Linked DNA regions of Mus musculus: region 2 is linked to region 1. The links are chromatin loops, found by intact Hi-C in ENCODE. Cell type or tissue: gastrocnemius. All regions are shown on one strand. Each heading gives the region's core, and the rest is flanking DNA. Links, peaks and the distances in the headings are about the cores only.

Region 1 (16,040 bases), core at 4,105-12,104:
TGGCATTAACCTGCCACAGGTAGTTATGATATCATAAGGTTAGAATAATTGGAATAAAGCTTTTATCATTATCAATTGGTTCAGAAATTACCGTATTGGCATCCTGTAAATTGTGATTTTTATTGATACATTAATCTGACTGGTTATTATAAGCTTTAAGAGTTTTGATTCTACAGGGTAAATGGGTGTTATGATGGGCTGATCGTGGGGTGAACGGTCAATGCATGGGGCTGGCATGGTAGTGAAGAGAACCCGGGAGCTCTGGCCCCGCCGGAGAGTTGGCGGGTAGATCCAGAGCCGGAGGGACAGCAGAGAGATGGCCAAGTTGAGATTACCCAGCTGAGCCATACAGTCGGCGGTTGCTGGGCAGGTGGTTGGCGGTTGCGTGGGAAGCCTGCCAATATTTTTTAATATTTCCTCAACAGAAAGTAAAGAAAAGTATGTTGTAATTTAGATGCTTCCAGGAAAAATAAAAGGAGTGGGACCATGGAGATGGCTCAGCAGTCAACATGCCTGCTACATAAGTATGAAGACCGGAGTTTGGCTACTTAGATGCTTGTAAATGCAGAGTGGCCAGCTTGTCATCTAAGCTTGGAAGATGAAGACAGGGAAATCCCTAGAGCAAATGGGCTGGGAAGGCTAGCTCTGAGTTTGACAGAGAGATCCTGCCTCAATGAATAAGGTAGAAGAGTCATCAAAGAGGATTCTCAACATCAAAGTTGGTCCTCCACAGGGACAATGTACATGCCAGCCTGAATGAACACACACATCCATACACATGCGAGTATGTATACAGATGAGAACACTACACACACAGCCACAAGAAAACAAGTTCAATAAAGGACTTTAGCAGCCACTGTAAATAAATGCAAAGCTTTTTTGAGGTAAAAGGAGGATTATAGTAAACATCACAAAAGCCATTTGATAGTAAGAGACTTCCACCAAAATACAACTTCTCAATACATGTTTTACAAATTGACTTGTCACTTGTGAGCTCTGCTCACTCATTCCTACACACCTAGATGGATGGCCACTGATGCCTTCCTCTTCACACTCCACAGATCTGAACTCTGCTCCAGAAATGTGACCAGGTATGGCTTAGAGAAAGCAAGACCTGTTTGGAAAAGGAACAAGAGGCTTGGCTGTATTTTTTTTTCTGGAAATTAACATTTGCACCCAGTTCTGTTGCTTAGAAGAAAAGAGAAGATAAAAGATTTCGTAAAATTCTATCTTTAAACATTTCCTGAAAGACAGGATGCTTAGATGTAATATACAACCTGCAGATGTTGAACCTCATATACAAGAAAAAGTATTAATGCTAACGGCTGAGACACTTTAATACATGTGTTCTGTGCCTCAGGCTACTGAGCTTCTAACATTACCACCACAGGAAAATACTTTGAAAACAAACCTGTTAAAAACACAAGAAGAAAAAGAATTTCTTGGCTACATAGCAATTCCCTAATTTTTCCTTTTAAAATGGACACACAAAACTAATCAATAAGCTGGGCAGTGGTGGTGAGTGCCTTCATTCCCAGCACTTAGGAGGCAGAGGGCAGGCAGATTTCTGAGTCTGACACCAGTCTGGCCTATAGAGAAAATTCCAGGATAGCCATAGTTACACAGAGAAACCCTGTTTTGAAAACCCAAAAAAAGAAAAAGGAAGAAATCAAAAGCACAAGCTCCCATGAGATATTCTTCAAAGGCAGGGAGACAGGCCCATGTTGACAGTGAAATAAGAGTTCACAATGAAAGTGATCCTCACCCAGGAACACAAGGTTGCTGTAATTCTCCAACATCACTTCCTTATACAAATTCCACTGAGCAGAGTCCAGACATTCACACTCATCTGCAGAGAAATCAATGGCCACATCTGTAAATGACAGAGGGTCCTGAAATAAAAATAAATGAATAGTATAAATTAAATATAACAGTTAATGATGTCAATACCAAAGTCAGCAAGCTTGCAGTCACCTTTTGTGCAAGGTGAAGGGAGAACTAGAAATGGTTCTAAATTGGTATGTAATGTTGGTTACATTCCTCAAAACCATCTCCACTTAGAAACCTCACCCTGAGAGCGAAGTGCAGTGAAGATGCAGACCTGATGCGGCAGCTCTGGGCTGAGGTGTCTGCATGTGCACTCATCCACTGGTGGAGTGAAGACAAGTGCACCAAGGGACAGGAGTCTGAGCAGCCAAGGGGAGAATAAAGGAAGACTGAGAGGAAATGGAAGTGCAAGAGTTTTACACATTTGCACATTTCAAACAGGAAAAATAGCACTTGGAATATATTTACACTAAATGTGAGCCTAACCTTTAAATACACTAAATGCAATTCTAACACTTTGTCTCTTTCTCCCTCTCTCTGTTAGGTATTCAGGCATCTGCTATGTTCCAAAGACAGAGTTAGAACTCGTGGCTCAATTGCATTGCTCTTCAAAAGTCTAATGTTATCAATACATGACACTATCTTTTATTTTTTTCTCTTTATTTTAAAATTTTCTACATTTCAGCTCACCCGTTTTTGTTATCTCAGTATAAAAAATTCCATAATGATTTATGATACTAATATTTTTATTGTTTATGATAAGCTTATAAAAATGAAAATTTACATATTAATGAAGGGTTATGTAACATTAGATAAGTCTTAGATATATACTTTGTTGGATAATGCTCAATATATACTTAGTATGATTTTTAAGTAGGTTTCACTTTTATATTGGAAACGCTCAAAAGCCTGTCTTCCTGGCTTCTGTAATACACACTACACCACTGTTACATAGTCTTAATTCTGTGCAATAGTATATTAAGCGTCATGCTCTTACCTAAATGCATTGTGCACACACTGGGCAATACTTTCTGTGCTTCTCTTCCCCAGCTCACTGGCCCATTGGAAATGCCCATATCATCTTCAACTCTGGAGAGACCAAATTCTTTGGTGTATGTCTATGGCTGAGATCATATGCTACTTGTCTTCCCAGGTCTGAAATAATAGCCCCATCTACACTGTCATAGATAAGCTCTCATGCTTTGAGGCTAGACAGGACTAAACTGTACATATGTGTTAAGAGCCAGACAGGAGGAACAATAAATGGCTTTAGAACTCATGGAGTGCAGCCCACCAGTTAGCACAACCACAATGGATGTGTCTCAGAGAGGCATGGCCCCCAAAACTACATGCCCGGAGAACTTCATGCTGTTGTGGAGTTTTACTCTGCTCGTTGCCTTTACAGGCCTCTTAATCTTGTTGGGGTCTGGAATAAGTCCCATAAACCACTCTGACACCAATCTCAGTCCAACATGGCTGGCTTATTGGATGTATACCCTGAAAGTGATTGATCAGGGACAAAGTATAGACTTGGGAGCCAAATTGTGACCACAGCTAGACTCCTATAGAGCTTTTAAGCCTGAAATCCGCAAACATCTATGCCAACTTATTCCACTCATCAAGATTTAGGGATGAGGGATTTCAACTCTGTATGCTGAAAAAAGACTCACATACAGCAGTACCTCAATGTTGCCAGACCCTTTTTAATCACAGCTGATTTCTCAGTCCCAGCTAACAAATACTAATTGTCCCAGTAAAGTAATGAGCTCATATCAGTAGTGCTGCTCATTCTTCAGCGCCAGCTGAAGAAAAACTAGCAGAAGGAAGGGGGAGAGGACTGGGGATTGTGAGAGTCTTTTGAAACCTCAACCTTGCCTCTAATGACATACCTCCAACCAGGCCACACCTCTTAATCCTTCCCAAACAGTTCACCAATGAAGACCAAGTATTCAATTATATGAACCTATCGGCTCATTATCACTCAGACCACCAAAGTTTTCTTCTGTTTTATACAGTATTGAAACAAAACTCAAAGTATATTATGGTACATTAATTATTCTTGTTTTAAACCTTTACAACCATCAACAATTAACATAAAAATACAGCTGAAACTGCAACAAAGTGGAAAACAGTGGCAGTATTAAATGGAACAGCCTATACATTTTCTTCTCAGAATGTGCCAAAATAAATGTTTGTGAGAAATTCACTGACTGTTGTTGGGTTGCAGCACTCAAGATGACAAAACAAAGACCAGCTCATAAAATAGAAAAGGACTGAGCTGGGATATAGCTCTTTGGACAGACACTTGCTCAGCGGTGTGAGGCCTGGGTTCAATTCCTAGCAAGAAGCAGGAGACAATAGGGGAAGTCATGATGTTTTGCTTGCTTATACACTGCTCACATGCAGACCATCAAGGAAAGAACTGGAGAACAGCCTCCAAATCTCCGGCTCCTTCTCAGGGTAGTAAGAGTGAATTAGGCATACAAGTTTGGTCTTGCTTCAGACCTGACCGGGATGGTGAATTCTGACTTACATTCCTCAGAGAGCCAATGAAAAGAGCATTATAACTTGAATGCTAGGTTCAAAGCCAATGAAAATAAAGTCATAGGTCACTAAACAAGTTCTCAGACTAGGTTTGAGAAGTTCTAGAAATTCTACCCCAGCAAAGGTCACTGTTAGGACTAAAGTCCACATATCAGTGAGAGCTATAAGGAGTTGACATGGTATTCAGGTGTTAATCACAGTATTCAGGAGGGAGAGGTAGGCAGATCTCTGTGAGGTCAAGGATAACCTGCAACATAGAGAGTTCAAGATAAGCTAAAGCTGCACCGAGAGACCTTATCCAATAAGAACTAAGGCATAAATCAAACAAGCAAAAACGTATGAAGAAGCTACTATGTTATCTGAAGAACAGTACAGATGGACATATCAAGAATATGACTGCTGCCGGGCAGTGGTGGCGCATGCCTTTAATCCCAGCACGTGGGAGGCAGAGACAGGCCTGGTCTACAGAGTGAGCTCCAGGACAGCCAGGGCTACACAGAGAAACCCTGTCTCAAACAAAACAAAACAAAACAAAAAAAGAATATGACTGCTAAATAAGTAAGGTTATCAATAAATCAACACTGAAATGCAGTAGAAAAAAAAGCAACAGGGCTTAAAAATGACATACTGGGTGGCTAGTTATAATGCAGGAGACTAACCCCAGACATAGCATTAGGAAGGAAGCCTGCACAAACATGGTAGCTTTCCTTATACAAGAGGACTGACTGTTTAGGCAGACAGAAAACAGAACACTAAAATAAGTATAAAGTAGGGGAAAAAAAAAAAGGAAATCAGTCAAGGGGGGCACAACATTTTCTTGATTAGTAGCTGATATAGGAGGACCAATCTCATTGTGGGTGGGACCAGTCCTGGGCTTATAGTCCTGGGTGGCATTAGAGAGCAGGCTGAGCAAGCATGGGGAACGGGCAGTAAGCAGTGTTCCTGTATGGCCTCTGTTTCATTTTCTACCTCCAGATGCCAGCCTTGAATCCCTCCCCTGATTTCCCTGTATGAGGAAAGTGAAATTAGCCCGTTCTTCCCCAGGTTACTTTTGGTTATGGTCTTTATCACAGCTGATGAAACTCAAAGTCATAAACTTGTACTAGGAGTCCAGCATTGCTGCAGCAGATCTGACTTTGTTGCTAGGGAGAGAAATGGGAAAGGAGTTTGGAACTTTGGCTTGGAAAGTTCGTTGAGTGCTTAGAGCTTGATAGGATGTTCTGTGGGAACTTGGGAAAAAAACAAAAAAAGAAAAGAACAAGGCAGATGAAGGAAGCTGGGCTTGAGAAGTCTCTATCAAAACCACTCTTGTGAAACTTTGAGATAAGAACCTGTGATTTCCCTGTTCAGCTGGGACTGAAGAGTGAGCTGTGATGAACAAAGAGACCAGCACTACTGACATGAACCCGTTACTTTACTGGAACAAGGAGTGTTTGTTAGCTAGGACTAAGAAATGAGCTGTGGTTAAAAAGAGATCACCATCATTGAGATACTATCTTCTGTGACTGTTTCCTCAGGGTCAGTGTACGGATGCTATGGTAGAAAGTCCTAAGACTGTATTTCAAGTTAGCAGCTGATGTATGAGTTTGGTGTGATGTATGATGCACGGTGCTGATTTTGAAGGCATAAAGGTGATGAGAAACAGCTGGGGCTTAGCACTGTGAAAGGCCAGGAGAGGCCACCATTGGTGGCAGGTGCAGCTTCAGTTGCAGTGGAGACCCCATGAATGACAGCATCATGGAAACCAAATACAAGCAAATGTCATAAGATCATATGCCATGACCAGGCTGCCTTTATTCTGGAAATGTAGGGTGGCTTAAATCTGATATTTGACAGAGGCAAGAAAAAATACACACACACACACACACACACACACACACACACACACACAGGAAAAAAGATAACACCTTCAATAAATGATGCTTGGAAAACTGGATGACCGCATGCAGAAGAATGAAACTAGACCTGTATCTATTGCACTGCACAAACTGATCCAAGTGGGTCAAAACCCTCAATTTGAAACCTGAAACACTAAACTGCTAGGAGAAAATATAAGCAGTATTCTACAAAATATAGGTGCAGGAAAGGACTTTTCTTTAAAAGGACACCATTTGCGCAGGAATTAAGGCCAACAACTGACAGGTGGGATTCCATAAAACTAAAAACTTCCGGACAGCTAAAGAAACAACCAACTATGAAGAAGCCTACACGATAGGAGAGAACCTTTGTTATCTACACATCTGTCCAGAGATTAATATCCAAAATATAGTAAGAACTGAAAATACAAACGTTCAAGGAAATAAATGATACAATTAAAAAATGAGCTAGGGATTTAAACAGAGTTCTAAAGAGAAGAAACAAAAAATGGCTAAAAAATAAACATCAAAAAGTGTTCATCGTCCTTAACCATCAAGGAAATCAAAACAACTTTGAGATTTCTTCTTACTACAGTCAGAAAGGCTAAGATCAACAAAACAACTGACAAAAAAAATCCTGGGAAGGAGTGGAAAAAAATGAACCTCCCAGTCACTGTTGCTAAGACTGCAACTTGGTACAGCAACTCTGGCAATCAGTATGGAGAACCCACAAAAAGCTAAAAGAATAAGTCAACATAAGACTCAGCATATGCCCAAAGGACTGTATTTCCTGCTTCCACCTCCCAAATGCAGATGTAACAGGAAACAGCACAGCATACACTGATGTTTTATTTTCAATCATAGATCTGTTTAAGAAATATATTAAGTAAAAGTGTAGATAGACAGACAGATAGATAGATAGATATCAAACATCTATGTGTTGTGACCTATAATATAATTGTGCTTATTGCTGTATCACCTCTACATTGTAGGAAACGAGATTTAAGGTACAAGAAAATGTACTTTTCACACCTTAAACAGTGTAAAACGGCACATTCTTAGTTTCCTGCAGATTAGTGACATTAATTAGAAAATGTCCATATTTTAATGATTGTTAGATGATACATAGAAAGTATTGGTATTGATGTAGTTTAAAGCCCATGCTTCTCAGGTATAGATTTTAATGCTGTAAGTCAGTCTCCAGCACACAAATCAATTTGACTGAAGTGTGGCAAAAACAGTACAAATGTCAGGATGAGCAGCGGCTGTATACAAAGGGCAGGGTGAGCATTGGCTGTATACAATCACAGGACCCTGAGTGAGCCACAGCTCTTCAACTTCACTCTCAATCTTTCCACACAACACCAAATTTCTGACATCGCAGTCTCCGGTGCAATTGTATGTGGTAATAATCTCTAGTATTTTCCACTCTGCAGTGTTGTAGGATCAGTGATAGCTGGGACAAAGTTCAGAGTGCCCCCTCGATGAGATTTTTTTTTTTTTCCTCATACAGGTGTGTGAATGTGAGGGTTCTGTCACAGTGGGTAAAGGAGTGATTCCTATCCAAAGTGAGCCGCCCTGAAAACTAACAATTTATCACAAAGAAAACGGGACGAACATCCCATACACCAAACTCCCCCGCAGAACTCACTGTCCTGGAAACTATGAGCCACACGAACTCAAAATCAGAGTCCTGGGCCTCTCATTGAATACGGGAGGGCCCAGAAAAACCCACTTGCTCTAGATTTCCTGAGGGATCTGACAACAGCAATGTGAAAACTAGTTAACAGCAAGCTTCCCCAGCCAAGGTGGGGTATGAGCTCTCATCACAGCCTGCCTCTGGCACGGTCAGCCAAGCCACCCTGCTCTACCAACCCTAGACTTTCCAGTCTCCATTCTCGCAGTAGCAGGCCACCTCTCAGGTCCCTGAAACACATGATTGACTCTGTCAGCCGCTCTGTCCTAACAGAGCAATCACTCCTTGCACCGTGCGTGCGCCCCACCCCTGCACTCTGGCCAAGCCTAGGTCCGCACTGCAGGACCACGTGGGCTTCTCTCCGCCTCCCGCCCAGCCCTCCCCGGCTCCCTGCACCCCGGGCCCGCCCACCCGTATAGTTCATGAGGCCTGCAAGGCTAGGCTGCAGCCGGGACCAACCTCCATGTCGAGCGCGGAGCGCAAGCCACACTGTTCCAACTTTGAGAAAGCCGCAGAGTTTGGAGAAACACAAAAGCAAAATGAACCGGAAGCACAGAGGAGTAGAGTCCGGTCTAGCGGAGTCATGCTAAGAGAGACTACATTTCCCAGAAGTCTACGCGAAGGACTGCCCTGAACCAAAGTCAGGGAGAACTATTTATAGCCTGTCACTGGATTAGGCTGCTTTTTAAGTCTCAAATTTACAAAGGTCTTGTGGGAATATAAATCCAGCCTTTGACGGCAACTTGTATTAGGTTTACTTCTTACTCTGATCAAAGACGTTACCTAAAAAGCTCTGGGGTTCCTAGAGTCTTTTGGCAGGAGGAAAACTCATTGACTCAATTATACTAGATTTAAAATAAAAACCATCAGCAGCTCCTGCCTCCGGGTTCCTGCCCTCTTTGAATTCCAGCCTTGGCTTCTTCCAATGGACAGCAATCCAGGTTATGTAAACCAAATAAACTCTTTTCTCCTGTGATTTCTATTCTTGGTACTTGACTACATCTAGAATTAGATGGAATCCAGAAGAAATACAAGGGACACCTTTGAGGGATTTTTGTTTGTTTGAAGTGGGTGGATCCACTTCTAGTCATGACTTGTGAGGTAGATGTTGTGGGTTGCCCTGGTGCTGTTTGTATTCTGATGTTAATTCAGCTTCCTCAAGAGGGGTTGCCCCTGAGAGGAGTGGATCACATACTCAGGTGATTTCCTGTGAACCTTCTCCCCATTCTAACTGGTCAAATAAAGACTAGAGCCTGTGATTGGGCAGTGGAAGGGAAAGGTGGGGCTAGAGGTTTTAGGAAGTGAGGGAAGAGTAGGGAGCGAGGGAGGAAGAAGACTGAGGAAGAGAAGATAAGAGGAAGATGGAGCAGAACCACAAGGCCCTGAGAGGCAGCAAATAATGTGGGATCTCACAGCTGGGGAATAGAGTAGTGTAGTGATAAATCTGCTCAGTCTAAGCGTGCAGCTTGTAAATAATGTAACTGAGTTGTGTGGTTTTTGCATAGACTTATTGGGGTATCAGGGTTGGGGAATTACTGCAACAGGTGGAAATACATGCCTTTAATTCCAATCCTGAGGTGGGAAGATAACAATTTTAATCTGGACCACACCTTCTGCTGGAAGTCTATATAACAGCAATTTTCTCTTTTTTCTCTTCCTTCCTTCCTTTTTTTTTTTTTTTTTTTTTTCTTTTCCGAGACTGGGTTTCTCTGTGTAGCCCTGGCTGTCCTGGAACTCATTTTGTAGACCAGGCTGGCTTCTAACTCAGAAATCTGCCTGCCTCTGCCTCCCGAGTGTTGGGATTAAAGTCATGTGCCACCGCGCCCTGCTATAAAGCAATTTTCAACATGCAAGTTATGACCCCTTGAGGGTCAAACAACCCTTTTCAGGGGTTGCTTAAGATCATCTGCATATCACATAGTTACATTACAATTCATAACAGCAAAATTAGTGATAAAATATCAAAAAATAATTTTATGGTTGGGGAGTCACAACATGAGGAACTGTATTAAGGGCTCACAGCATTAGGAAGATTGAGAACCACTGCTACATAGATACGGAAGATGGAAGCTTTTGCTCTTTGTCTGCTTGCTGTTACCTAGCAAGTCCGTTCCCTCATGGGCATTATAGCTACATCTTTGGGATTCCAGCATATACCGAGCACCAGCTTGTGGACTGAGCAAACTACTGGAGTCTTAGACTTTCTATGCTCTGCTCTGCCAGCCAACATCAGATTAGCTGGACAACAGTCTGTAAGTCATTTGAATAAATCCCCCCATACACACACACACATACATACATACATACATACATACATACATACATACATACATACATACATACATTTTATAAGTTGTTACTCTAGAGAGCCCTAATACACTCCCCCAACTCGCTTTTGGTCATGATCTTTCCTCATAGAAATAGTAATCCTAACTAAGACAGAAGTTGGTACCAGGATTGTGGGGCACTGACCAGATAGACCTGACCTTATTTCAGGGAGGATAGTGGAAGGATTTTGGAACTTTGGGCTAGAAAAGCTCTTGAGTGTTCTATGGGATCCTTCAAGATAAGAATCTTCAGAGAAATACAGAGGACAAGGGTTGTCAGGTGAAGATCCAGACAACCAGAGGGAAGTGTGAGAATCTCTCAAAGACTCTGGGGGGGGGGGGTGGGTTTGAATATTTTGAGTTAAGCATCTGTGGTTCTTAGCTGGAGCTGAAGAATCTGCTGTGATTAGCAAGAGACCAGAAGCACTAAAGTCAAACCTTTGTTTTACTGGGATAATTGATACTGGAGAACGTTATGTAGTTCATGTCCACCAGGAAAAGACTCCCAGACTCGACTCAGATTATTTTTTGGGCAATTGATTAAAGCTGCTAACAGGACCACAGTCTCTAACCCAAATGTGCCCAGAGGTGGGGAAAATAAGGCCTTCAAAGGCAAAAACCATGAGAGCTGTTCTGCTCTGTCAAGATTAGGTGATTGATCAACGTTACCTCAAAATAGAGTTTGAATGACTGTGTAAGCAAGTTAGAGAAATCAAATCAGCTGTTAGGCCTTTCTCCATGGGCCCCAATGGCTTACTACCCTTTTACAAGGAACTGTTGCCAGTTAGGAAGGTGTTGGCTTGTTCATGTAGGGAGATTCCTGATCTTAAAAAGAATGTTGGGAGCTGCTCAGTCCATCCTCCAACAGTTTCTGCACGGAATTTGGCATTTCTTTAATAGTCCTGTTAGTTCTATCTGTCCTAAGCTTGGGGGCCTATAGACACAATGCAATTCCCAATGTATTTCTAGAGTTTAAGCGATTTGTTTTGACAGTCTGGTTGTTAATACTGGTCCCCATTGTCAGACCAAAAAGAGTAGGGAAGGCAAAATAGGGAATAATCTCTGTCAGTAACTTCTTAGTAACTATATGAGCCATTTCTGATCTGGTGAAAATAACTCCCACCCATCCTGAAAAGCTAGCTGCAAAAAACTAGCAAGTATCAGTAGCCAAACTTGACAGAGTAACTTCAGTAAAGTCCAGTTCCTAATGTTTCCCAGTCAGTAGGGCTGGCAATAGGTGTCTAACGTCCCCTTACCTTGATCAGTGTTGGGGTCTCAGATTGGTAAAGCTGAGAGTAATATTCACTCAACTCATCTTTCTTTGTCCACCTGGGGTTTTGTGAGAACCAGCAGAGTCATGCTGGCTTCAGTCATGTTTTGATCCCTCTCCTCAGCATTAGAAGAGCTGTCTAGAAGCTATTTGTGATCATCATGGGTCGGGAAAACAGTTTGAGTTCTTGTCCTGGCTTCCTTCAGCGATGGACTACTGGAGAAAGATAAGTCAAATAAACCCTTTCCTTCAAAACTTGCTTTATGGTCATGGTGTTTCATCACAGCAAAAGTAACCCTAGCTAGTACACCTTCCACATGACTCAGCTATAGCAATTCTTAGCAATTGTCCAAAGGAGCCTTCATCTTACTTCACAGATACTTGCTCAGCAACAATCATTGCAGCTCTATTCATAATACCTAGTAAATGTTAACAACCTAAATGTCTTTCAACAGATAAATGGATAATGAAAATATGCTACATATATCTGATGGAATGCTATTCAGCTGAAAAGAAAAAAGGAGCTGAAATTTGCAGATAAACAGAACTAGAAAAGATTGTATTGAACAAGGTAACTCAAATCCAGAAGGGCAAACATCATATATTCTCTCTGTGGTTCCTAGTTCTAAATAGACTGACTGCAGAAATTAGGAGAGTAAAAGGGGACCATTCCTAGGGTGGAGGAGGGGCAGGAGACAACAGAGAGGAGAACAGCAAGATATAAGTAATCTGATGGGGAAAGTGGACTCTATTAGTGAGAGGGGCCAGTAAATACAAAAGGAGGGAGGCAGGTAGGATACCATTGGGGATGTCTGAAAACATCAGAAAGCATTACACTATTAACTATCTACCTTAAAATTCCTATAATGCATGCAAGTTGATGTATAAAATCACATTATAGTTTAAAAAAATTTTTCCCATCTTGACTAATGCCAAAAGATCATCTAACAAAAATCCCCAATACCAGGGATGGGAAGTCCTCTTTTGACTTATTGGCCAGAGTTGTCCAAAAGTCTCCCCAAACACTACAAGTTACTATGATTGTTCTTGGTATTGCAGAAAAGACCATGCACTAGAATACACATGGGCAAGAGGCCTCTGACAGAACTAACCTGAGTGCTTCCTTCCTTTGGACAAGCTTCCATGGTAAGAGAAGGCACCATGCATGCTTCCAAAGAGGGGAAGCCACCAGCAGTCATATTCAGGTATGATGTCTATTAACAAGAACAGCATGGCAAAATAGCCCACGGTATGTAGTAGTGGCACACACAACTTGGTGACAATCAGCAACTCTCTAATTAGACTTAAGACTCTAACAGGAGGGAAATCTTGCCTGATACTGAAACCTAGCCAACTACCCAGTAAATCCATGGATCTGGAGAAGAGTCTACAGCCAGCACTTTCCTGAACCAGCATAATCCTTAACTACATTCTAAATATTTGTTCTTATACCCACAGGGAAGTGTAGTCCTTACCCCTCATCAAGGAGACTTCTCTTTGCAATAGACAGAAAACCAAAAACAATCAAAATGTAGAGTTGTGGAGCTCAGTCCCAATGGTTATTTATACCAAACAACTCTTATATCCAAAGCTTTCATTATGGAGGAGGTGGCAGAAAGACTGCAAGGGGGAACAGGGAGTTTGTTATAATGTCCTGTCTCCTAGGAATGTCAGGTGCTACAGCATAAAGTTCCAACAATATAACAGCCTAAACATGACCTGAAGAAGGACACCATTTGGTGTGTTAACATGGATAAGAAAAACCTCAATCCTACAGAAAGTTGCCTGAAGGCAACTATGAAATGCTGAGAGAAGGAGGAATACTCTTCCCCAGGGATGAGCACACTAACTGGTTATCCAACACCAAATGGTCAGCCTTGAAAATATGTAAGTACAAATAATATACAAGCCGGGCATGGTGGCGCATGCCTTTAATCCCAGCACTCGGGAGGCAGAGGCAGGTGGATTTCTGAGTTCGAGGCCAGCCTGGTCTACAAAGTGAGTTCCAGGACAGCCAGGGCTATACAGAGAAAACCTGTCTCGAAAAACCAACAACAACAACAACAACAACAAAAAAAAACCAAAAAAACAAATAATATACAGACTCAGAAGTTAGTATTATGTATTTAGGGGCATAACATGAAAGATTAGTCATCAGTTCAAAAGGGATATATGGAAAAGTTTGAAGTGGGAAATAGGTGACAAATGATGTCATTTCATTATAATCTCAAAAGACAAAAGAAATATTAATTTTTAAGAGCAGCAAAGAAAAACTATCCAGTTGTAATAGTGCTCACTGTTAGGTTATGCTAAAGAAATGGGAGAACAAATATCAGGAGTCAAGGCCCCCTGGCCGACACATTTAAGAGGTTGGAGGGAAGGACCAGTGACCCAGAGTACTGACTGCTCTTAGAGAAGGCTGAGCTTCTATTCTCAGCATCAACATCTCAGCCAACAACCATCTGCAACTTCAGTTCCTGGGGATCCAAAGATCTCTTTTGGCTTCTGTAGGCAATGCATGTCTACACAATAGACACATATGCAAGCAAAATAGCCTTATATATAAAATTAAGGTAAATCTTCAATAGAAAGTATAAACATACCTCACACATTTATCTTCCTGTGTACAACGGCCTTGGGTAATCACCATTATAGTTCAATGCACACACAGCACATAAACTCCTGTGTTTACATATAAAGATTCCATCTATGAGGGATGTCATATTCTATGGAGATTCGAATTGGGAATGCTGCAATATAACATATTCAATGCTAAGTAACTCAGTCTATATGCTATTAACTGTTAGGAATTACACCTTACTTTCTGGCCTGAGGATGGGCATCATTATGAACAAGTGGGCCTCATGCTCCCTGTGTAGTTGAAGATGACCTTGGTTCCAGCCCTCAATTTTCTATGTCCTAAGTGCTGGGACTTAGTGCCACCACCACACCTAGCTACCAGGGCATTCTACTGTTTCTGATGTTTCTTGTTGCTGTGATATCTGACAAGTCACATACTGAAGAGGAAATTTTCTTTGTCTCCAATGTTCAGGGTCCAGTCCACCATGACAGGAGACACACAGAAGGGCGGAAATGAAGCAGCACTGTGACTGGGTGAAATAGGCAAGCAGAGCAACAGGAACTGCTGGTGCTTGTCCACACTGTTCTTTCATTTTTCAGTTGGTTTAGCATCTAGTGCAACTCAGCTTTCACCTCCCCTTCACCATGCAGAGATGACCTGAAGACTTTAGAACCACTGAACATGTCAAACTTGACCTGGACAGATCAACTGTCTCTAACAGCAGTGCAGTACTGCATATATCTTTCTCATGGCTGTTATCTTCAATGTGTGAAGCACATTAAATACATGAACGTAGATGCTGCTGCCCATGCTGCCCAGATCAATCAATGCTTCTTGAAAAGACATGGGTTGAAAGGTCAGGTGGATAGGGCACAGCAGAGAGAAGTCTCTGCTTTGAACTCAGATCTTTCTGATGAAATCCAGGTAGGTGAGAGCTGAACATTACTGTATACGTTCCAGATTGATTTACCTAAGAGCCGTAAAGATGGTAAATCATGCAAGGGGCAGTCAATAAAGGGGTAATTTGTGAGCTTAGATCTCCCAAGAAACTTGACTCCCAAGTTGTAATATTCTACCTCTTCAAAATGGGAGTGTACTTTGAACACTTAACACAGGTGTAGATGTCATTCCTTCTGGGAACTTCAGCCCATATTGTTGTGAACATATCCAGATCTCACTCATTTTGCTCTTTTTTCCAGTGCCTCTTGGAGAAATGCCAGTATTGAAAACAAACAAATAAAACTACCCACAATAAGGAACAGGAACAAAAATGAAGTCTTATATTTTATGGTACCACAGTTAGGGTTTCTATTAATGCAGTGGAACACTATAACCAAAATCAAGTTGGGGAAGAAAGGGTTTAGTGGTTTTACATTCCCATAGTGTAGTCCATCACTTAAGGATGGGAACTCAAATATGGCAGGAACCTGGAGGCAGGAGCTGGTGCAAGGCCATGGAGTGGTGCTGCTTAACTGGTTTGCTCCACATGGCTTGCTCAGCCCACTTTCTTATAGAAAAACCCAGGACCACCAGCCCAGGGATGGCACCATCCACAAGAGGCTGGGACCTCCAGCATCAACCACTAATTAAATAAATACCTACAGCCCAACCTTATGGAGATGCTTTCTCAATTGGGGCTCCTGCATCTGGTGACTTTAGCTTGTGTCATAAAAGTAGCCCGTACAGTATTTAATGATCAATTAATTTCCTATTAATCAAAGCCAAACTATCAAATAAACAAGACATATGTCAGCTCTGGAACAACTATTAGTCACTTCTTTACTACCAACCTCAAGGCATCTCTACTTTTCTCCAGCAAAATCCAAAACTACCAGTATGGAAAGAAAGGAACTTGCAAGAAGTTAGGGTGAAAAACAAAATCATGCACAAAAGCCAACCCTTCTCATTTATAACTCTGAATGCAAATGGATTTAACGGA
Region 2 (16,040 bases), core at 3,621-11,620, 180 kb before region 1:
GCTCTGCTCTGAAAGGGCTATCTGATTCATCTTTATAAACTTACTTCTGATGCTGGGCTCTAAAAGACATCACAAAGTGTGAACAGCTCTGTGTTCATCCACCATGCTGACAAGGATCTGCACGAGACCTTTTATGTTCACTTAAGCCTTTTAATCCCAAGCATTACATTTATTTTCAAAGCTACCCAACATACTCCTATTTTAAAAAGCCACCAGGCTTATGACTTTGGAAAGTTTATTATGGTAATAGGATTTTGGACTTTGGATGAGTTTTTATTGGTGCTTCCCCATATAACTTTGTTCTGTAAAGTCTTGACATATAATATAGAGAGTACATTTGTAACCATGCTATAATATAGGTTCTAAAAGTAGCTTTAACAGCCAACTGATGCACAGAGGTTGTTTTTCCTATGGTTAAGGAGGAAGGGTAAGGATTGAGGCTATGTGATTCCAACCTAGAAGCTCGAAATGGCTATTGGTTTCAGCTGTGTCAGATTTCCCGATAACATGTAGATGTGACAGATTGTGATAAAACAAAGATTCTCGTTGTCAGTGACAGGATTGCACTGATCTGCTCACAAGTTCCTTCTATCTCCCTGGTCTCCCAGTGACCTAAATCATGGTCCTGCTTATTCTTCTCATTTAACAGAACAGAATAATTCATAGCACTGGGAACATTAAGACAGTTTTGGTGGTACATGGCTTTAATCTAAGCACTTGGGAAACAGTAGGAGGATAATCTATGTGAGCTAGCCTGGTCTACATCGTGAGTTGCTGGCCAACCAGAACAACACATGAAGGCCCTGTCTCAAAGTAAAACCAAACTCAAAACAAAGACCCAAAGAACAGTAAGTACATTCTATGGTTTTCAGAAAAGTTGTAATTATTTGTTATCATTTAGAATGTAGTAGCCACGTGATGTACATTGGTAGATGAAATCTTTCCTCATACCATTGTTATACTACATTTTTAAAAAGATTTATTTATTTTATGTGAGTACAGTGCCACTGTCTTCAGACATACCAGAAAAGGACATCAGATCCCATTACAGATGGCTGTGAACCACTGAGAATTTAACTCAGGACCTCTGGAAGAGCTGTCAGTGCTCTTAACCACAGAGTCATCTCTCCAGCCCATTATGCCACATTTTTAACTATAAAAGAGGTGGCTAGCCCAGAACCTCCTGCTCCTAGTAAGTCAAAACCTCATTTGTTGAAGTTCATCACTTGGAATTGTCTTTAGTCTTGCTTTAATAGCTTAAGTGTTAAGGACATTTAAGAACAACTTTTACTACAAGAAAAACATTTTTAGGAAGGCTCTAAATCATTAGAGAACTAACAAGACTAACTTCCAAGATAGGTTTCAAAATATGATTAAAGATCTAAGGAAAATTTGTTGTTGTTGTGTTTTTTTTTTCTGGAAATTTAATCAATAATAAATTAGCTTTCTAATATCCCAATACTTCTTTTAAGATATTTTCTTCCCCAACAGTCTTACAGTGCAACGCAGGCTAATCTCAGATGCAGCCATCCATTTCTCAAGTGCTGTGAACTATTGCAAGCACATGCCACCATGCTGAGCACATTTGACTTTAAAATACCTGTTAGGAGCCAGGCATGTTAGGTGCACACCTTTAATTCTAGCACTCAGTAGTCAGAGGCAAGTGGATCTCTGTGAGTTTAAAGCCAGCCTGGTTTACAAAGTGAGTCCAGGATGGCCAGGGCTATACAGAGAAACCCTGATAGGATCCTGCTTTAAAGGCTAACTTGTCTTTTTTTTGTCAAAGGACTGCATATAGGTGTCTGTATGTTTTAATTATTTTATGAATTTTAACTGTAATAGAAAACTTTGTTCCTTTCCTTCCATCTTGTTTCTAGCCAGAAACTTCTGCTGTATGTATAAAGCAGGTATTCCTCCTCTTGCTGTACCTATTGAAATTCTAGCTCTTATCTCCAGCGAAGAACCTCACAATTTACAGCCAGAATTTGTATCTTTAAATTAAACTGTGTTCTCTTTGCTGTTAAGTACCTAGTTTGGTTTATTTTTGTTGTTTTCCTTTTTGGTGTTTCCAAAACAGGGTTCTCTTTGTGGCTCTGGGTGTATGGGCACTGATACAGACCAGGGAGGCTGACCTACTGAGTGCTAGGAATGAGCTACTATGCATAGCTCAGTACCAAATTTTTTTGTTGTTATTCATTCCATTTCCCAGTATCAGCACCCCCAGTTCCTCTCCCTCTCCTCAAAGAGATGGGAGAGCTCCCTCCCACCCAGTACCACCTCACCATGGCACATCAAAGAAGTTCAAGACCAGGCACACCATCCCACACAAGGCCAGACAAGATGGCCCACTCAGGGGAAGAGGATCCACAGGCAGGCAACAGGTTTGGAGACAGTCCCTGCTCCAGTTGTTGGGGGACCGTAATTAAGACCAAGCCTCACGTCTGCTACACGAGTAGTCTAGATCCAGCCCATGCTCACTCTCTGGTTGGTGGTTCAATCTCTGGGAGCCCAGATTAATCCATTCTGTTGGTCTCCCTGAGGAGGGCCCATCCTCCTTGGGTCCCACAAAACTTCCCCCAATTCTTCCACAAGACTCCCTGAGCTCCTAGTTCTTAAAGGAACATAAAAGCATAATTTGCCTTTGTGCTTTTTCTCTGTTGTTTTCCAAATGCCTAATTTGTTATTTATTTACTGATTACTGATTAGCATAGGGCATGTGCACCTGTACATACACAGGTAAGTTATATAAGCCCATATTGGAATACAGACTTTTTTTTCTAAATGGCAGGATGCAAAATAAATCTAGGCAGAGAGCAATGTTCTGAAAGGCTGTGTCCCAAGTCATGTATTTAATTAACCTGGGGTAAACTTTCCCTTCTTTCCATCATTCACTTTGAAAGCTGATGGCCCAACTGTTCAGTGCTGGTTGCCTGATCCCTTGTCTCACACCTGTATAGCCAGGAGCCTAGAAAGGGAATCTAAAGCTTACTATTCAGCCAGTATAAAATGTTGTATCTTTCAGTAAGCTGGCTAGTTATCTAGCCAATGAAGAGATGATTAAATTGGCTCCCTTCATCTCTAGCTAAGCATCAACTAAAAATATCTTACAAGTCTTGAAAAAAATTGTCAGAAAAATGATAACAATAATTATGACAGTAGGCGTTTGAATTGAATTCAAATAATCCAACCATGGTTATAATAGACATTTATTTAAAGTGTGGCATAGGTAGAACAAATAATTCTTAAATTGTGATTTGGGTTGAAATAACTTTGTAAAAGTATGGTGAGACCAGGCACACCCACAGATCTTAACTAAAAGATCACTTCTTTGCCCACTCTTCTCTCTCCTTTCTTTCCCGAATAACCTCTTTTAGATAGGGTTCAAGGTAGAATTTGTCCTAAAGAAGGAAGAAGAAAACAGGTTTTAGATCACCAATGAAGTTCATTGCAATGAATTAGTCTTTGCTTATAACCTAAGAAAATATAATCTGAACCTCTAGGAAATATGTGCTTTTTAAATATAAAACCTCTGAAAGATCATGCAGTGAGCAGGTCAGGAGAAGGTGTACAATGCCTATAAGCTTGCCTGACTTTTGAGGACAGATGTCCATGCACAGAGCTACAAAAATCACTCAATAGACTTCACATAACTAAAACTCTTCATAGAGCAGGAACCAAAGTAGAGGGAAAGCAATATGGCTGATAAGGCAGAAAAATCTGAATTCTAGCCCAGGCTTTCCATACTAAAGACTAGCTTAGTGATGTCAGAAGTCACTTCACCTCCAAGTCTCACCTTGTTGTTATTTAAAATAGAGCCAACAGCTTTCTACTAACCTCACCTGGTTGCTGAAATGCTACTTATGTAGCATGATGTGGAGAACACTAAAACACTGAACAAACAAGCATGTTTCTCCTGTTTCTGATACTGCATCTTGAGTGACTAACACTGCTAGACACATCAAACCTGTTCTACCTCCTCATATTTTGTCCACTGATCCTTAGGCAAGATCTGATGCCTCATAGTCAGGTCCAGGGCTCTCTTAATTCGAAACATCCTGTCATTATAAAGGTCCTCAGGAAGCCTTCTTATGGCTTCTTTTACATCTTCAGTTTCATGTAGTGTATCATCTCGCATTAACCCTGCAATAGGAACAGAAGAACCAGATTAAAGAACAATCCAAAAAAAGTGATTTTTGTTTGTTTTGCACTTTTCAGACAGCCTCATTTTGTAGCCATTGCTAGCATTGAACTCATAGAGAATCATTTGTTTCTTCCCAATCAGCCTTAGACTCATTTGCCTCGAAACAACCATCTTCTTGCCTCTGCCTCCCCAATAATAAAATTACATAACTCACCATATCTGGTAGGAGCTTTTCATGTATGTGTGTGTGTGTGTGTGTGTGTGTGTGTGTGTGTGTGTGTGTATGTGTACATGTACACACGTATCTCCAGTACATGTGGAGGCCAAAGGGTAAACCTGAGGTATCAGTCCTTGAGTTTTCACCTTGTTTGAGATCGTCCCTGTGCTGCTACTATATAAGCTAACCACCCAGTGTCTAGCGATTCCTGTCTCTGCTCCCACCTTCCCAGAGTAGCACACTGCTTGCGCTGTGTCAACTTTTATGTGGGTTCTGAACTCAGATCATCAGACCTGTGGAGTCACTGAGCTATCTCCTCCACATAGAACTTTTCTCTTCTAATGAACAAAGAAAGATAGAAACCAAATGTGTTTTAGGCCCAAGTTACTGCTTGAAGAAATATATAGGCTTTTTAAAAGCACTATGAATCAGTTCAGAAAGCATGTAAAATGTGTACCTTGACCTTGAAACCATGTGGACCCCATCTCTTCTTCTAATCTGAGATCATTATATGATATAACTGGGACTGACCAGGGAGGTGGGTAGGCAGGTGAAGGTACTATTTACAGTCCAAAGTCTGATCCCTGGACACCATGAAGGAAGGAGAACTAGCTTCCAGAAGTCTTCCTCTAACCTCCACAAGCACACCTTGGTATATGTGCAACTGATAAATTTTTTAAAGGCATAAAGAACTCAAATTTATACCAAGAAACCCTAAGATCTGCTGATGCTTCCATTCGGCTTCTAGACCACAATGTGAAGTTCACTGCTAAGTAGACAACACTAAGTTCAAACACCACATAAAGATCAAAAATTCAAAAACAGTTTATTTTTAAATCTGATACACACAAAAACAAATGATCTCTTTTGAACTATAGGAATTCTTTAAAAGTACTGAATTCAGGGAGAACAAGAGAAGGAGGACCACAGAATGGATACTCACCCAGTTTATTGAATCCTGCAGCATTATAATACCACTTTCGAAAACCATCCAGCCACTTGCTTGATGCTGAAACTATAATTACCACAATGTTAGTTGCTACAATATACTTACAAAGCAATAGACCAATTGGTAAAGAACCAGTTATCTTATAAACCTAAGAATCCCCTTGTATACAATGTAGATAATCATTTCACTCATGACACTGTGGGAACAAATGGTAAACTCAAAACTAAAGGTGCCTAATAGCCACAGGTATACTTCCTGCCACTTTGGGTTCTCAGAGTCCAACACCCTTCTCCTGCTACCATAAGAACTGAAGGACCAGAGACAGGAAAGGATCTGAAGCACTTCTGTCTTTTGTAGCTGCGGAAATAACTTTTTCTTTTCCAAGGAGGTGGAGCTATAAGATTTCAGGTTAAGTGGCAGGCCTCTAGTCTCCAAAACTTTTAGTTTACATTGTCTTATTTGGCTATCATCCTTAAAATTATAATTTTACATAAAATATAATTTATAATTATTTCTAGAAAAACTTTCATACTATCAGCTAATTTAAATACCAATATATTAGTAAAAGAAGCCTATTTTCCTTTTCTCAAACAGCAAACTGTTCGTCAAGGGAATAATAGTATTTGAACATGGATAAGAAGAAACATTCAATGTTAAATTTAAATCTCTTAATGTAACAAAGCATGCCTGTAATCTCAGCATGCAGGAAGTTGAGACTGTGAATACCAAGCCTTGTGTAAACAAACAAACAAACAAACAAACAAACAGAGATACAAAAACTAAAATAGGGGCTGGGAATATGGTTCAGCCTTAGAGTTCGTGCCTAGCATGCAAAAAACTCTATTCAAAAACAAACTTAAACCATTTGGGGAAGAAGACTGAGCCTGAGAGAGGTAAAGGAGAAGAGGCAAGGAAGCAGGAGAGTGCCTGATGTTGACCAGACGTGGTACAAGAAAGAAGATAGAGCAAGCTTAACCTTTCTTTTTAAAATGTGAGGGGTAGGGGAGGGAACATGTGACTGCCAGAGGACGTTGTCATCCTTTTCATTTTTGAGATGGCATCTCTCACTGGCTTGGAAGTGCCAAGTACATTAGGCTAAAAGGCCAGTGAACCCCAAGATCACTTGTTTCCTTGTCTCCAGCTCTAGGATTAAAAGCATGGATTAGGGCTACTGAGACGTGTCTCATATAATGGAACTCAGTTTATTTAAAAAGAAAAAGCTCAACAAACAAAATGGGTTCTGAGAACCGAAATCAGGCCAGTATTTACATTGCAAGGCAAACTTTTTACCAACTGAGCTATATTCTCAGTCCCTAAGCGTTAAGGCTACTTTCTTACCATAGAAGGAAAAAGAGGCTCCCTTCTTATTATCTCCTTCTAATTTCCTAATCCTCAGTACAGATTACTACATGGCTTCCTCCAACCTTTAAATTAGAAGTCATGCATAAAATTGTTTCTAAGAGAAATTTAAATTGTCAAGGGCTAATGCTCAGTTGGTATATTGCTTGCCTAACATACACCACAAAGCCCTGGGCTCCAACTCCAGCACTACATAAAACATGCATAGTGATTCATTCCTGCAATTCCAGCATTTTTAGGGTGGAGGAAAAAAGAATCAGAGGTTCAAGGTCATTCTTCAATACACAGCTAACTTGGGCTACCCTGGCTCAAAAAATAAAAATATTAAAAAAAAGCATAAGAACTAAATTGTTAACACAGCAGTGATTATAATATCGATTAATATTTACTTAACAAATGTGTCAGGCACTACTCTGTTTGCCACATTATAGATCAAAAGCCTGTTGCAGAAAAGGAAGCTGGCTTACGTAAGTATTAAACTCAACAAAACAGAATACTTTTCCTAAAATTGTGTCAAATGGGTAAAATTAATGCCTTCAGAATTTCCAGGGACTGTGAGAAGGTTATCAGTATTGTTTTTAAAGACTATTCCAACGTATACCATCAGTGGGCAAAGATTAAGCTTTAAAAAAAAATAGGAGGGGAGAGGGTGAGTAATATTTGATGTGAAAACATTCTGGCACTCTATCTCAAATTTGTTCTAGTGCCTACATTAAACAAAAGTCCTTACAGCCCTGCAGCCCCAGCTCACCGTCCAGATATGCCAAGGTTAACCTGAAACCTCACTATAACCCTATCTTACTTCCTTTTAATTCTTCTGACAAGTCTTAGGAGCGTCATGCGGGCTCGGGCGCTGTTTGCTCCGATCACTGTCACTGAAGTGGCCTGCGCCTGACTCCAAATGCTCCCCACTACTCGCTGTGGCTGTCGTCTGCTGACCTCCTCACCTCCCTAAGCTGTCCCAAGGCGGAGGGGAAGGAGGCCGAACCCGGTCAGCCCCGCTGGGCTCCTTCCGGCAGAGGTCCCTGTTCTAACCCTCAGGCAGGCCCGACCTGGCTCAGCGAAACCTGTCCTTTGAGCTGCTGGGTCGCCACGTCTCTTATCACAAACTAGCTATTTAGCTAACGCAAAAGGAGAACAAGTTCGTGAGAAAATACAACCGCTCCACGATACCCACAAAGGAGGAGTAATTACTCACCAGCAGATCGGCCCGCCATTTTGACCTGAGAGTGAAGCGCTGCCTTCTGGGTAAGTCCTAGAGGACACGCCGGGCTCCTACGCAGGCGTCCTGGATACTTTAGGAAGGGGAAGGGAGGGGCAGGCGCTGCTCTGACCGCCAGCAGAAGGCATTTACTCTTTCCTACCTGAATGGACTCCACACATTAGGCTGATCTTTTTGTGTGCCTTGTTACAAAAAACATTCTTCGCGACACAATGGGGAAAGTACTGCGAAATTAGGAGACAGTGTTATTCAATGCTCTGTTATAGGAAAGAACCTTTGCGGAATAAATGGAGTCTTGGAGACAGGTAATGTAGTAAATGATTTTCAGGCAAACCGCATCTCAAAATGCATGGAGGGGATGCTAGGACGCTAGAGGACGCTTGATGCTCAAATTCTTTATGTCAAATGGTGCGGTGTTTTAATATAATGTATACACTATTGCATTCTTTAAATCACCTCAGGATTACTTTAATACAGAATATAAAGTAAGCACCACACAAATAACTGTTATACTGCACTATTTTGGAAGTAACACAGGTATAATGAACATTTATAGTTAACACAGATATACCCCTTCCCGATCTGTGGTAGACTCAATCTATAGGTCTGCAATCTTTGGGTTCAGAAGTGTGGCTATATTCTCATTTAATTCTAAATCATCAGTGTAATTACTGGTGCTATCAGTATTGAAGAGAGAAGGAAGCTGAGCCTCAGAAAAGTTCAATAAGTTATCCAAGGGCATTGAAATTGGGTAGAGTCCAGGTTTGTTTGTTTGTTTGTTAACTAGAATTGAGAAATCCAGTTTCAAATTCGGGCTTCCTTATTTCTAGGATCATATGCTGCACAACCAATCCCAGATAACTTTCAGCTTCTAGGCTTCACTTTCCCCACCTAAAAATCCCTATCAAACAATTTTAGTAGAAAGTTAGGTTGGATAAGCTTTAAAAATATTAACTTTAAGGTAGGAGTAAATGGCACATGCAAGATCCAAGAATTCAGTAGTCTGAGGCAGGAGGATCCCTGCAAGTTCAAGACTACAGTTGTCTACATAGTGAATCTGGCATCAGTCTGCAAGACCTTACCTAAAACAAAACAACAACAACAAAACCCCTAAGATATATTTAGAATTTGCATATAGTATTAAAAATGGAGCAAGCAGAAAGACTATAGACTGTGCTTTCAAGATCTCAACCCCAACAGGTAGAGTCTAAAATAAAAAACTAAGGACAGAAAGTGGAGTTACTGTTGAGTTTTACTATGACTCGATAGTGGTCTTTTTTTTTTTTTTTTTTGAGGTAGATACTATTTATTATTTCTTGGTTTCCCTCTCATTGACATCAACTATCTTTTCTGAATTTTGGACTGGATTTAATGTCAAAAATACAGAAATGAGCTGGGCAGTGGTGGTGCACGCCTTTAATCCCAGCACTTGGGAGCCAGAGGCAGGCAGATTTCTGAGTTCGAGGCCAGCCTGGTTTACAAAGTGAGTTCCAGGACAGCCAGCAGGGCTATACAGAAAAACCCTGTCTCAAAAAAAAAAAAACAAAACAAAAAAAACAAACAAAAAAAAAACAGAAATGTAGACAAAATTATTCAGTAATAAAGCCAGTGTTCTGAATCCAATACAAAATTAGTTGCTGATACATAGCTCAAATATAAACAGTGTACTTTATTAAAGCTCAATAGTGGTCTTACCATGCTGTCTTTCAGACTTAAGCTGAGACCCAGGACAGCATAGAACTGTCTCATTATGAATCCAAAATGTTATGTAATGATTTTAGTCAGAAGTTCTAGTTCCGTTGCCTTCTTCCCTTTTCTTCTGTTTCTGATGCAGCTCTCGGACTATATGCAGTGGCCACCATGAAGTCTGAAGGATAGGAGTAAATATATACATTTGTACACTGGCACATTGTAAAGGGGATTCATTAAACTTCACCCTGAGAAGTTTCAGCGCCAGGGTGAAAGATGCTAAAGAAGAAGATCATATGTCAAGGTATGTCAAAAAGTATCATATATATACATATACATATACATACATACATACATACATACATACATACATACATACATACATATATATATATATATATATATATATATACATACATACATACATGAATAACAGTCACAAAATCCAGTCTTATGTGCAGTAAGCCTAGGGCTTAGTGTTTGCTCATGCTTGTTAATGTTGGTTTGAAACGTTTTAGGGGGTTGGGGTAGTGGCTCAGTGGTTACAAACAACTTGATGCCCTTCCAGAGGACCTCAGTTCAGTTCCAAGTTGCATCACCACCTATAACTTCAGCTCTAAGAGATCTGATGCCCTCTTCTGGTCTTGTGGGTACCCGTATGCATGTGTGAACATTCACATATACACACAAATTACTAAAACAAATCCTAAAAATATTTTTTAAAAGGTTTTCTTTCTTTCCTCCTGGCATAGAAATTACACTTTGATTCTTTAAATTTTTGACATATACATGTGATGCATTGGCACACCCCTCACACACGCCTGCAAAAAAATTTTAAAGATAAATCTTTTAGATTTCTTTTCCCCGGGGTGCAGTGTAGACTGCTGAGGTCTCCAGCGCATCCCGAGAAGGATCTTAAAAATTGTACAGAACTTCAAGATGAGTGATACTTCTGAAGTAATTCCAAATTTTGAAGACATGTTTGCAAGCAGATTCACGAAAGATGGCAAAGAATACCAGGAATACTTGAAACGCCCTCCTGAGTCCCCTCCAATTGTTGAGGAATGGAATAGCAGAGCTGGTGGTAACCAAAGAAATAGAGGCAACTGGCTGCAAGACAACAGACAATTTAGAGGTAGGGATAACAGACAAGGATGGCCAACTGACAACCGGTCAAATCAGTGGCATGGATGGACATGGGGTAACAACAACTACCCACAGCAGAGACCAGAGCCCTACTATCAACAATAGTACACACAGTATGGCCACAACCAGCGGCCTCCATATGGTTACTACTGACAGAAATGTCAGCAGCTTTTAACAAAGACCTTTTATTTTGACAACGTGCTAAATGCTTGTGTGTCTTCTGTTGGTCATAGTTTTTCATTCTATTTTAAAGAATGGGTTATTAATTGATTAGAACTTGAGACTTGGAAAAAAGTAATCTTATTATAAACCTGATGATTGATGGGAATAAATTTACTGAGTGAGGATTATTTGACTTATCTTACATACTGTTTTGTTCTATGATTTGGTAGTGTTTTGAGTTTTCCTTATTTGGACTCTAGGGATTCTGTATCACAGAAATAAAAATTTTTAATTAAAATGCTGGCTTTTGCTGTATGAAAGAATAGCATGCTCACATGTGCTCGCCTCTGAAGTGTTTCAGAGGCTAGGACTGTCAGTCTGTGAAAACACACCCATAATTACTTACAGTAATTGAACAGCAGTTCAGTTGAAAGGTAAAACAGGTATGTCGCTTCTGTGTTTGTATGTGATCATGGTGTCTTGTGGTTTATAAGTGAGTCAGCTCCAGAACTGCTTTGGTTCTATGTGGAAGGACTCATTTTCTGTGCAGCCTCCTGAGGCGGTAGAGGGTGGGATGGTAGCACTCAACATTTTGTATATCCCAAGGTTTTTGTAAACTTACAACAAGGAAGACATGGATGTACGCTGTAACACAATACTCATGTAAATATTGTTGCATTTTGATTGGTTTGGTATTATGTATTGATTTTTATGAGATTATTTTCATTTTCAAATGCTTACCTTTGATGCTTCCTCTTACAGCTATAGTAAGGCTGTCACTTGCTTCAGAACAATCATTCTTGAAATATTTTCATAACAGATTTATTCAAATAAAAAAATTTAAAGTCCTTAGTATATTATGTGTGTACCAAGTTGTGAAAGAATGAATAAATTGCATTAAAATGTAGGCAACTTAAAAAAAATTTCTTTTCCCTTTAGTAGACTGCCAACACCCAAGTCATAATAACAGTGTCTAGGATGCATCACTCTGTACCCTTAAACCACTTTTACTCGCAAGATAGACATCATCAAGAAACAAACCTTTATGGTTTAAAATTGCTTAAAATTTTAGGATTGTCCATGACAGTAGCACAACTAACCTATTCTTGGTGTGCCCCTGTATGTGTTAAGTTTGTCAATGTGTGCATGTATGTATACATGTATGTGTGTAGGCATGTGGATGCCAAAGGTCTAAGCTCAATGTCTTCTTCAACCACTCTTCACATTAGCTTTTGAAAAAGGATCTCAGTGAATTTAGAGGTCATCAATTTGGGCAAGATTGACTGGCCAGCAAGCCCAATGGATCCTTTTTTTTTCCATCCCCCCAGCATTGGGATTACATGTGCATTGAAGCCCTCAGTTATTACATGGGTGCTGAGGATTAAACTGGGGTCCCCCTGTGTGAGTAACTCTTGGCTAAGTTACCACCCTAGCTCCAAGCTAGACTACCCCAAGTGGATTGGTCATAAAGGCAAAATGAAGTTCCCAGACACCGACAGACCAGGCATAGCTGTGCTTTTTTTCTCGGCTATTTTATTTATTCATTTTACCCTTGGAGAACTGATGGAAACACATTTATATCACATTAGCCAATGTATTTTAGAACCTTAAATGTCAAGTTAGAAAGTAATCAGACACACTGATTCTATCTGGCTCTGAGCAATCAACTTAGCTACTCATATTATTCTTTCAGGATTATCTAACACACACAGAACTTTGGTGTTCAATAAACCGATTCTGAATCTAGTGGCTTAACACAGGTTATCTCCCAAATTTGACTAAGCTGGGTGTTTCTGCAAAGGTGGGAATACTCAACACTGCCATCCTCACATCACTTTACTCTCTGAACTGGCTGGATTTTTTTGTTTTGCTCTTTGTCAGTCATTGTTCTCTTCACCCAATTTCTTCAATTGGTCCCTTTTACAGAATGGTTCATGATTCCAATATTCTAAGAGTAGACATAATATACAAGTGGTTTTCAAGGTACTGCTTAATAGTGTTGAGTGGGGCAAACTATAGTGACCCTAAGTCTCTATGGGAGAGAACTTCCGAGTACCAATATCAGGTATGGTTCACTGTGGTGATGATAAAGCAGACAACTAAGGTCGTGGTGCCTCACTTTACAAAAAAAGAAGTAAAGACATAGGGGCCAAGTCACTTGCCCTGGGTTAACATATAAATGGTAATTGTGGGAAATGTACCAGCTCATGCTATAAATCTTGCTGGTGCTAAGTTCAAGGTTTCTTGTGGCTGTCATTATGTCTCAATGACTTTCTTCAGATTTTCATGCTCAGGAGAAGTAATATTATGCATAAGTCCAAATGGCTTTTTTTTTTAGTAGAGTAATAGATATTGGATGAAGTGGTATTTTAAATAAAACCATCTTGTGAGAAAACTATTTCCAAAGACCAGTGAATGCAAATGAGAAAATCTTCCACTATCCCCAAAAGCTTCATAAGAATGACATATTGTTAGTCTGTGGTAAAGTTGCTTCTTTTTTTTCTAAGCTTACTGTATTTTATTTCTTAGCTTACTGTATTTTATTTCTTCCTAAGGATATGATTTTATCAAACAGGAATTAAGTTTCTGGAAATTTGTAGGAAAGCCCTACTAGAGTGTATCTCTACAAATATACAACATCAAGAAATAATTTCTCTGGCTGGAGAGATAGCTCTGTGGTTGCTCTTCTAGAGGTCCTTAGTTCAATTCCTAGCACCCATGAAGCAGCTCACAACTGTCCATGACTGTAGTTCCACGGGATCCAGTGCCCTCTTTGTTGTGCATTAATGCAGACAAAACACTCATACATATAAAATACATAAATCATTTAAAAGAAATAATTTCCAGTGAAACCATATCCCTGGCAGATCAGCTCCAATGAATACATCTACCCCCAGAGCACCTGCATCTACGGCTCAGAGAATAAAGAGGAAGATGGGACACGAGTATTTAAGAGCAACACCAAGAAGCTACTGTGAAAGTTTCTTCAAAATGGTTACCTAAACAAGACAAGAATGGCAACATTAATGGGCCATGCCAATGCGTAGGAGGAAATTTTTTGATGGGCTCGATACCTAGACAAAAAACTACAGGCAACTAATGACTGCAGATAGAATATGCTTCTCCCCAGGATGAGACTCCACATTGGCTGGTGTGGTGGTTTAAGATGGCCTGGTTACCAGCGAGTGTCAGGATTTGACAGATTAGGTGGTATGGACTTGTTGGAGGAAGTGTGCATTTGGGGTGGGCTGAGAGGTTTCAAAAGCCCATGTCAGAGCTAGTCTTTTCCTCTCTACACAGGATGTAGAACTCTAAGCTACTTCGACATCACTATATCTGTCTGCATGCAACCATGTTCCCTGCCATGATGATATGGACTAACCTCTGAAAGTGTAAACAAGCCCCAAGCCCCCAACTAAATGCTTTGTTTTATGAGTTGCTTTGGACATGGTGTCTCTTCACAGTAACAGAAAAATGGCTAAGACAGTTGGCCAATGCAAAATGGTGAGCCCTGAAACCAAATACACACAAGCAACAAAAATAACCAGAAGACTGTATTTATATATTTGCGCATGAACATTTATAAATGTATATGTGCACTTAACTACTGTAATAAAAAGAAGCTATCAACCCGAGGCAGGGTATGAGAGGGATGGGAGAGGAGGTACCAGGGTGGGTATGGAAGGAAGAAAGGAAAGTAATACAATTTTCCTATTAAAATAAAAAATGCCCAAAACCAAACCAAAAAGTTACCCAAAAAAGGGAATTATGAGAAAAATGATTGTAATATTGAAACCAGAAACATTTATTTTAAAAATACATTTATTCATATATATATTTACAAGAATATATTTAAACATTCATCAAAAACTAAAGCGTTTTTAAGAATTTCTCAAAATCATTTAGTGAAGCTTTGGCAATCTCTTTACAAAATATTTTATCAGGAAAAGATACGAACTTGTCCAAAGAAACATAGTTAGGTTTTGCTGGGTCATACTGTGCTCTTCCCAGGTAGGCAAGAAACAAGTGTCTTTCTTTAATTTTAAACACTCTTGTGTTAAATAACTGGAAAAGAAAGAAATTTACAATAAAAAGCTGAAATACTAACAAACTTACATGGTCAACTATTTTAATAAGTTAGTGACACTGTACGTTTGATTCCCAGCACACTTGTAAGCATTACTAAATAACAAATGATGAGTTAGACATGGTGGTGCCCACCTGTAATCACAGAACTTGGTAACATGACGCAGGAGTATTAAGTTTAGAGTCAGCCTGGGCTACATACTGAGTTCCAAACAACCTGAGGTATTGGATAGAAATTCTGGGCTATAGGGCAAGAGCCCATCTTTTAAAAAATAAAGGAAGAAGGTAAATTCTTATTTAAAAGGGACTAAAAACTAACACAGAATGATAATGAAAGAAGGTTTTCATGGAGGGCAGCCAACATGCTGACTCCTGAGACACAGGCAAGAGTTAGAAGGTAAAGCCTCAGGAGTTGCCCCAAAGCCACCTCATACGTACCTTGAGAATGAGACCCAGAAATTTCTTTTAACAAGCTATTTAGAGTTTAGATTATCTGTCAGGTTTGTGAACCAACACTAATGACTAAGATGTGTTAGCAAAAAGGATTTCATCATCTGTGAAGTATTAAAGTGTCTCTGTTTTGATTTTTAAATTGTGGTACCTGCCCACTAAAAATCAAAATAAAATGAGGCTGAACCCTTTTATGCCTTTTAATGTTAAAAATCCCTAAGGACTAAGGAGAGCACAGACATTTGACAAAGGAACCATGAGCTGGCTACATGCCTGGAACCTGCTGTTGTGTAGATGAAGGGGCAAGAGGAGAAGGCCCCCACACTGGAATGATGGCTGCAGCTTGGGGATCTGGGGCTGCTGAAGAGGTGGACCAAAGCCCTTCTCTTGGCTGTATTTCAGAAACCATGAGACACTCCATAGGGCAGATACTTCTAGGCCTCTTTCCCAGTGACCAAAAGTCGATACAATGTGATAACTATACACCAGGAAAAGACACCAAGAGAGACAACTGAGGAAAACTAACAGCTTTGAGAACAGTGAGCAAAGAAAGTATAGGCTGCTAACTTGTTGGTATGCCTCTGCAACAAAACATCCATTTGTGTCTCTGCACTGATTG

The links. Peaks named below come from ENCODE experiments on the same cell type or tissue, not always from the same donor. Only the 100,000 strongest peaks of a DNase experiment are listed, where the experiment ranks them.
Region 2: it touches region 1 in a loop (2.6-fold over the local background); 2 of 42 quality-filtered maps call a loop at or near these places.

Annotation. Positions count from the first base shown.
Region 1 is chr13:67,073,068-67,089,107 of GRCm38, forward strand. It overlaps Zfp708 (zinc finger protein 708), which reads right to left and starts at 8,478. Exons shown (of 4, transcript NM_001012448.2): 1 at 8,383-8,478; 2 at 1,766-1,892; 3 at 1,019-1,114. The coding sequence starts at 8,388. In gastrocnemius, for the core only: no CTCF peak of the experiment used is centred there; a DNase peak (open chromatin) is centred at 8,277; H3K4me3 peaks cover 2,010 bases; H3K27ac peaks cover 2,167 bases.
Region 2 is chr13:66,897,429-66,913,468 of GRCm38, forward strand. Uqcrb (ubiquinol-cytochrome c reductase binding protein) reads right to left here and starts at 7,922. Exons shown (of 4, transcript NM_026219.2): 1 at 7,865-7,922; 2 at 5,302-5,373; 3 at 3,974-4,140; 4 at 3,148-3,398. The coding sequence starts at 7,883. The coding sequence ends at 3,321. It overlaps Gm10767 (predicted gene 10767), which reads left to right and starts at 7,987. Exons shown (of 3, transcript NM_001177750.1): 1 at 7,987-8,193; 2 at 9,723-9,881; 3 at 10,453-11,738. The coding sequence starts at 10,517. The coding sequence ends at 10,828. It overlaps Mterf3 (mitochondrial transcription termination factor 3), which reads right to left. Exons shown (of 8, transcript NM_025547.4): 8 at 14,667-14,950. The coding sequence ends at 14,756. In gastrocnemius, for the core only: a CTCF peak has its summit at 7,687; DNase peaks (open chromatin) are centred at 7,682 and 7,924; H3K4me3 peaks cover 2,717 bases; H3K27ac peaks cover 2,067 bases.